Linked DNA regions of Homo sapiens: region 2 is linked to region 1. Evidence: chromatin loops called from intact Hi-C (ENCODE). Cell type or tissue: heart left ventricle. All regions are shown on one strand. Each heading gives the region's core, and the rest is flanking DNA. Links, peaks and the distances in the headings are about the cores only. Region 1 has its middle 130 kb from the start of SESN3. Region 2 overlaps SESN3 (sestrin 3).

What was found. Hi-C counts contacts between places; a loop is a spot of excess contacts. Peaks named below come from ENCODE experiments on the same cell type or tissue, not always from the same donor. Only the 100,000 strongest peaks of a DNase experiment are listed, where the experiment ranks them.
Region 2: it touches region 1 in a loop (2.4-fold over the local background); 9 of 110 quality-filtered maps call a loop at or near these places.

Annotation. Positions count from the first base shown.
Region 1 is chr11:95,363,669-95,366,593 of GRCh38, reverse strand. No RefSeq gene overlaps it. Among named protein-coding and RNA genes, the nearest start is that of SESN3, 130 kb to the right of the region's middle. In heart left ventricle, for the core only: no CTCF peak of the experiment used is centred there; no DNase peak of the experiment used is centred there.
Region 2 is chr11:95,163,241-95,166,165 of GRCh38, reverse strand. It overlaps SESN3 (sestrin 3), which reads left to right. Exons shown (of 10, transcript NM_144665.4): 10 at 1-653. Among named protein-coding and RNA genes, the nearest start is that of LNCRNA-IUR, 14 kb to the right of the region's middle. In heart left ventricle, for the core only: no CTCF peak of the experiment used is centred there; no DNase peak of the experiment used is centred there.

The DNA of each region.
Region 1 (2,925 bases), core at 320-2,819:
TTTAATACAAGCAAGACAGAGGCATAAGGACTGTGATGGAGCCATTGGAGAGCAGGCTAGAAATCAGCCTTGTAAGCAGGATACAAAGTTTGGACTTGGTATTTGTTGTGACTCTTTCAATTACAAGCTAAAGAAACCCAAGACCAAACTCAGCTAAGTAATGGTAATAATAATAATGGTTAACACTTAGCAATGTTCTAAGCTTTCTGTATGCATTAACTCATTTGGAACTCATTACAATCCTGTGAGGGTGTTATTATTATGCCCATTTTAGAGATGAGGATATTGGTATTCAGAAAGGTTAAATAATTTATCCAAAGTTACATAGCCATTAAGTGCCAGCACTGGATTCTAACATGGAAAATATATTGACCCCTGTGACTGGTAAAGTCCACGAGTAAGGCCCACTTCATGGGCAACTAAATCATCCAGGAGCTCAAACAATTTCCTAAGGCTCTGTCTTGACTGGGTCAGCTTCTTTTCATGCACTGCCTTCACATTTGGAGAGATTCTCCCAATGTGGAGAAAAAGAAACAATTCGTATTTCAGAGCAAGAGTGAGACCCTTTCCTTCCCCATACTTATACATGACAGTTCTTCTTGGCCTCTTCTTGCCCATTCTGAAACTCATCACTATGGCCAGGTGCATGGAGGACATAAGAAGGCGGTTGGAGCTGGACCAACCACATGAATTGGGCTCTCACGAAAAGACCCATTATCAGAAGAGGTGGGGTGTCGCCAGTTAGATGCCCCACCGGAGGATATAAAGAGGGGAGGGCACAATCGAGTTTGCACTTTAGAAAAAAATGGTGTCGCAGATGGATTAGAGGCATGTAGAACTGGAGACAGGGAAGCCAGCTAGAAAGCCGACCAGGTTTTCCAGGTGGGAAATGAATCCAAGGCTGTGGTGATGGCAAGAAGGGAACAGAGTCAAGAGGTATGTAGGAGATACACTTGGATTTAGGCCTGGAGGAAGAAGAAGGAATTAACGGCAACTCCGAGGCTGTGGTATTAACTGAAATTGAGAAAACAGGAAGTTGAGTAAGTATTCAAGGGAGAGGAAAGACAGTATTTAAGTTCATTTGGGGATGTCTTTGCATTTGGACTGTCTTTCCTGCTAGAGAGTAACTTCTGTGAGCCAGAGACCCCATCTGCCCTGTTCACTACAATATCTGCAATAACCATGTAGCACCTGGCACATATTAGGCACTTCCCTATTAAATGCACAAAGAAAGGTGTCTACCTGATATCCAAGTGCATGCACCAGTCAGGTTGTTGGAAAGTCAGAAGAGATGCCCAGCCCCACAGTGTGAATTTGGGGGTCACAGGGATATGGGCAATAGAGAAAAATGGGGGCATTAAAGAGATGGTTCAGAGTGAGTGTGGAAGGAGAGACTGGGCATAGAATGCCTGCATGTAAGGGGCTAGCAGACGAAGATGAGCCTGGGATCTGTTGGAAAGTGAATGATGAGAGAAGGAGTAAAAGAAGCCTAGGGTGGTAACAGGGAAACTTGGTGTGGAAAGGGAGAGCTGACAGTCAGAACAATGTCCACTCTTCTACTTGCTAGCTGTGTGAACTTGAGCAAGTTATTTCACTTCTGTGTGCCTCAGTTTCCCTCTTTTAAAATGACAAAAATAATACTGCCTATCTTAGGTATAGTTGTGAAACATTTTAAAAATAAGTTATTTTTTAACTTGTAAAGACACAGTACTTGTCTCAATATTTACCTAAGGAGTGAGTCATGCGTCATACTGAATACCACAGAGGGGCCAAGCAAGACAAAGACTAAAATGTGCCCACTAGATTTGGCAAGTTGGATAGAGTTGGGCCCATACAAATGAACAATCTGCAAAGCTGGGAATAAAAGCCAGATTGGATAAATTGAGAGTGGGTGGTAAGGAAGTAAATACATTATCCGCTGTATTTTTTTCTCCTGGGCAAGTAGCAGCAGCTAATATGTTTTGCTTATCTGTCTTATTTATTGTTTATCTCCCCAATTAGAATGTAAGATTTATGAGGACTGCGACTGGATCTGTCCCACATGCTTAAGAGCATGTTGGCACATAGTCTATGTTCAACAGAATCTGTTGAATGACAGGACAGGACAGATGGATATGGTGGAGTGGTGGGACAGGAACTAAGACTATTTATCAGAGCATCCCCTTCCCCCAGTAGGTTCTCCCTTATGGCTACATATCAAGATTGCCTGCAAAGTAGTAATCTTTAGCACAGATTCCCCAGGTCTCCTTCCCCAGACACCCTCTGAAGATACATCTCTGGTTGGGGGTGGGGATCAGGCCCAGGGGGTGTTTTTTTTAAAAGCTCCCCTAGTCATTAGGATACACACCTGGCATCACAACTACTACCCTGTACCATAGTTTGTGATGCATAACTTAATATGGAAATAAAAAGAAAAAAAGTTATTCGAACCCTCAGTCATCATTTCTCTCCTCAGGATCTGAATCAAATTCCTATTTTTTCAAATGTGTTTATATTTGACAACTGAACAACTTAATAAAAAATTCCAAGGGTAACAACTCAAAGAAATTCTCTTACAAGAAAGTCTGGGTAGAAGGAATGGATTGGGCCTCGAGGAGAAAAGAAAATGCCCAGAGCCAGTTTCTCTGTGGCCATGTAAGCCAGCCGTCAATCACAGCTCACACCTGCCTTCCGCTCTGCACAAAGAGGCCAATTGAGATGCGTCTGCGCCCCCCATGGGAGGTATGGGAGCCTGGACAATGCAGGCTCGGAAAGGCAGGAAAGCATGACAGATGTGACAGAGAATTATACCAAGTTGTCTAAGCGGCTAACAGAGAATTCTCAGAAACTTTGGGCTAGTGTTGAATTCTAAGAACATACAGAAATACATGTTCAAAGAACGAATAAAGTGAAATTTCTCAGGGAAACAGAAAAGAAAAATTTTTT
Region 2 (2,925 bases), core at 104-2,603, 200 kb after region 1:
GCTTTTATCAAATAGATAATTGATGCAATTTAGGATTCACGCAAGTTTCAGTGTCAAATGGCGGTCTTATAGTTTCAATTCTGAAAATAGCAAACTTAATAAACAGCCACTTTAAACTTGTTCTGGCAAACCAGACCCTGCTGTAGATATAGTCTAAGGTAGTTAACCATATAAGCCTTTTCAACTCTTAATGCCCTCCACATGAATCAGCAGTTAAGAAGGTTCTAGAACCCATGAAAGCTTTTGTATGTATTACTAGGTTTTGTTTTTCTTATGTTTGCTGATTTTACAGTTCTGACTAAAGCTGACCTAAATGGATCAGTTTATGTGTAATATTCTAGTGCTTTAATGACTCTTTTTTTCTTTGGAGGGAGGGTAACATTATTTGGACAGATGCAGAAGGAACTGTTAGTGAGTCAAGACAAACACATCTGAAATAAAGGAACTGTGTATTAACATGTTAACAATTCATAACTGCACTTTTTATGACATTTTGAAAATCTATTTATAGGTACAGAACAATGGGTTTTGTTAAACTGTATCACATTTATACTTGCAGAAATTTATTTCATTGTTATTAGTAGGAATTTTATTGGTTCAATAAAATTGGCAAAACTGAACACCAATCATTTGCCTACTTTGTTTATACTGGAGTAGCATTCTCGCTTGGTTTATTTCTGCTTGATTATTGAGACATGCATTCTTAAAGATATCAGAATTATAGGAGTCATTATTTTCACTATTTTTTTCCTGACCCAGTTTCCTGGTGATATTTCTTATCACTCACTCAATATTCTATTGGTGGAATATTGCAAAAGTGTAAGTTGTGCAAAATATATAGTTATTGTTACCTTTTAAAATATCAATTGTGATCTTAGCAAGAGGCAAATTAACTTTATTATTGTCTCTTGTTAACCAAAGCAGTAATTAGAATGAGGAAAGAGGCATCGAACATAAGGTTGGATTAAAGGCCTGGATTAAAAAACCTAGTTTTTTTCATATTCTACTAGCTTTGCGACCTTGAAAGTAAATTAATCTCTATGATCTTTGATTTCTGCACTACATTCTATCAGGAGTAATACCTTCTTGAGATGGTTAAGAATTAGGTGATGTGTACTCATGTATTTGAAATATACAGCACAATAATGAGCTTGAATGGATAAACAAGCCCAGAGAATAGTGTTACTATTTGATATAAAGTAGAAAAAAAGTAATGGAGAGAGGAAGATGATATATGTGTAATGTGAAGTGGTGATAAGACTTCTAAGTAGGAATGTAAAATAGGCTTTTGGAAAGCTATAAGGGATGTGCAGTCTTTTGTGCAAGTTTTCTAAGGAAGGACCTGACTTTTCATTTATCTTAAATTCACATATTACGTAAAAATTTATACCAAAGGCAAGATTTCTTCCTTTGTGCCATGTGTCTAGCTGTAATGGGAGATCAGTGGAAACCAGCTTCTTGCCGATTAGAGTCTATCTTTTGGCTGGGTTTGGTGGCTCATGCTTGTAATCCTAGCACTTTGAGAGGCCGAGGCAGGAGGACCTGCACTTAGGAGTTCGAGACCAGCCTGGGCAACATAGTGAGACCCTGTCTCTCAAAAAAAAAAAAAAATCTTTTTTTCAATAATATGTAACGCCAGGGGAGACAAAGAACAGGGTACATTGGGCCAAACTCAGCTAACAACCCAGTCCTTCTACAAGTTCTCCCCCAATTCAAAATCAGGCTTTTGACACTAGTTTCCCCATGAATTTATTAACAACTTTGAGCCATTTTTTAAAGTAAAATAATACTTCATGTTTATGTGTGTACTTTGTCCTTTCACGTATACAATTTCATGTAATCCTCACAACTTTGTGAAGAACAAATCCTCACAATAATTTTACAATGACGATATCTTCATTTTATAGATGAGGAAATTAAGTCATAGAAAGCTTTACTAGTGTAAGAAAGTTGGTACAGTTTTTAGAATTGGCACAGTGGAGATTCAAATTCTGGTCTTTCTGACATTTTTTCTACTGAACTTCCCTACCTTAATTCAGCTTAAGTTTCTTGTTGAATGATATAAATGACCATCTGAAGACCTGAGAACAAACCCCAACCTTGAGATGCTGATGTAATTGGACTGAGGTGAATCCAGTGCATTCAGTCTTGAAAAGCGTTCCTGGTGATTTCAATGCCTGATACATTTTGAGAACCACTGGACAAAATTGTATTATTAACTCCACCCAATAGATATCTTCCTAACAGCAAAAATAATTGCAGCTCTGATTTACCAAACTGGCCTGCAGGTGGAATGGAAAGTCAACAGCTGAATTAGGCAGAAATGAGAAAAAAAAAAAAAAAATCCAGCTTTTTCTAAGACCACATCTTTAGGGTTGGGGCCTAAGAAGTGCTAGAAAGGTGAAATAGAAACAGGCACCCATTTGTCACATGACACCTAGGAAAGAAATGAAGTGCCTGTGCTTGCTAGTGAGCAGAATACTTTGCATACCGAAATCATTCTAGATTTTTCTGTGTCTATATGCATTTTGTGCACTTGAAAGTATGGCATATGGGTTATGTAATATTTTTTGAAATTACACTCCTCCCTATAATTTGCCAGTGAGAATGCTTGTCTAGTATTTCAGATATTTCTTGAATGCATGGATCCCATGTGACATACAATATTCCATCAAAATAAGATCTAGTAGCATTTCTTAAAAATGAAATAGACTATGGTAGATTACATTCTAAGCTGTGATTATCAGACCTCTATCTGAGCATCAAAATCTACAGGAAATCTTGTTAAAAATAGACATTCCTGGAAACCACCGTGACTTGCTGAATCAGAATGGGAGGTGAGGGGCTCATAAAATTTCCCGTTTTACAAGATCCCCACACAATGTTTATTCACTCAGCACCACACCAGTCTGCTTTTGGAAGCCA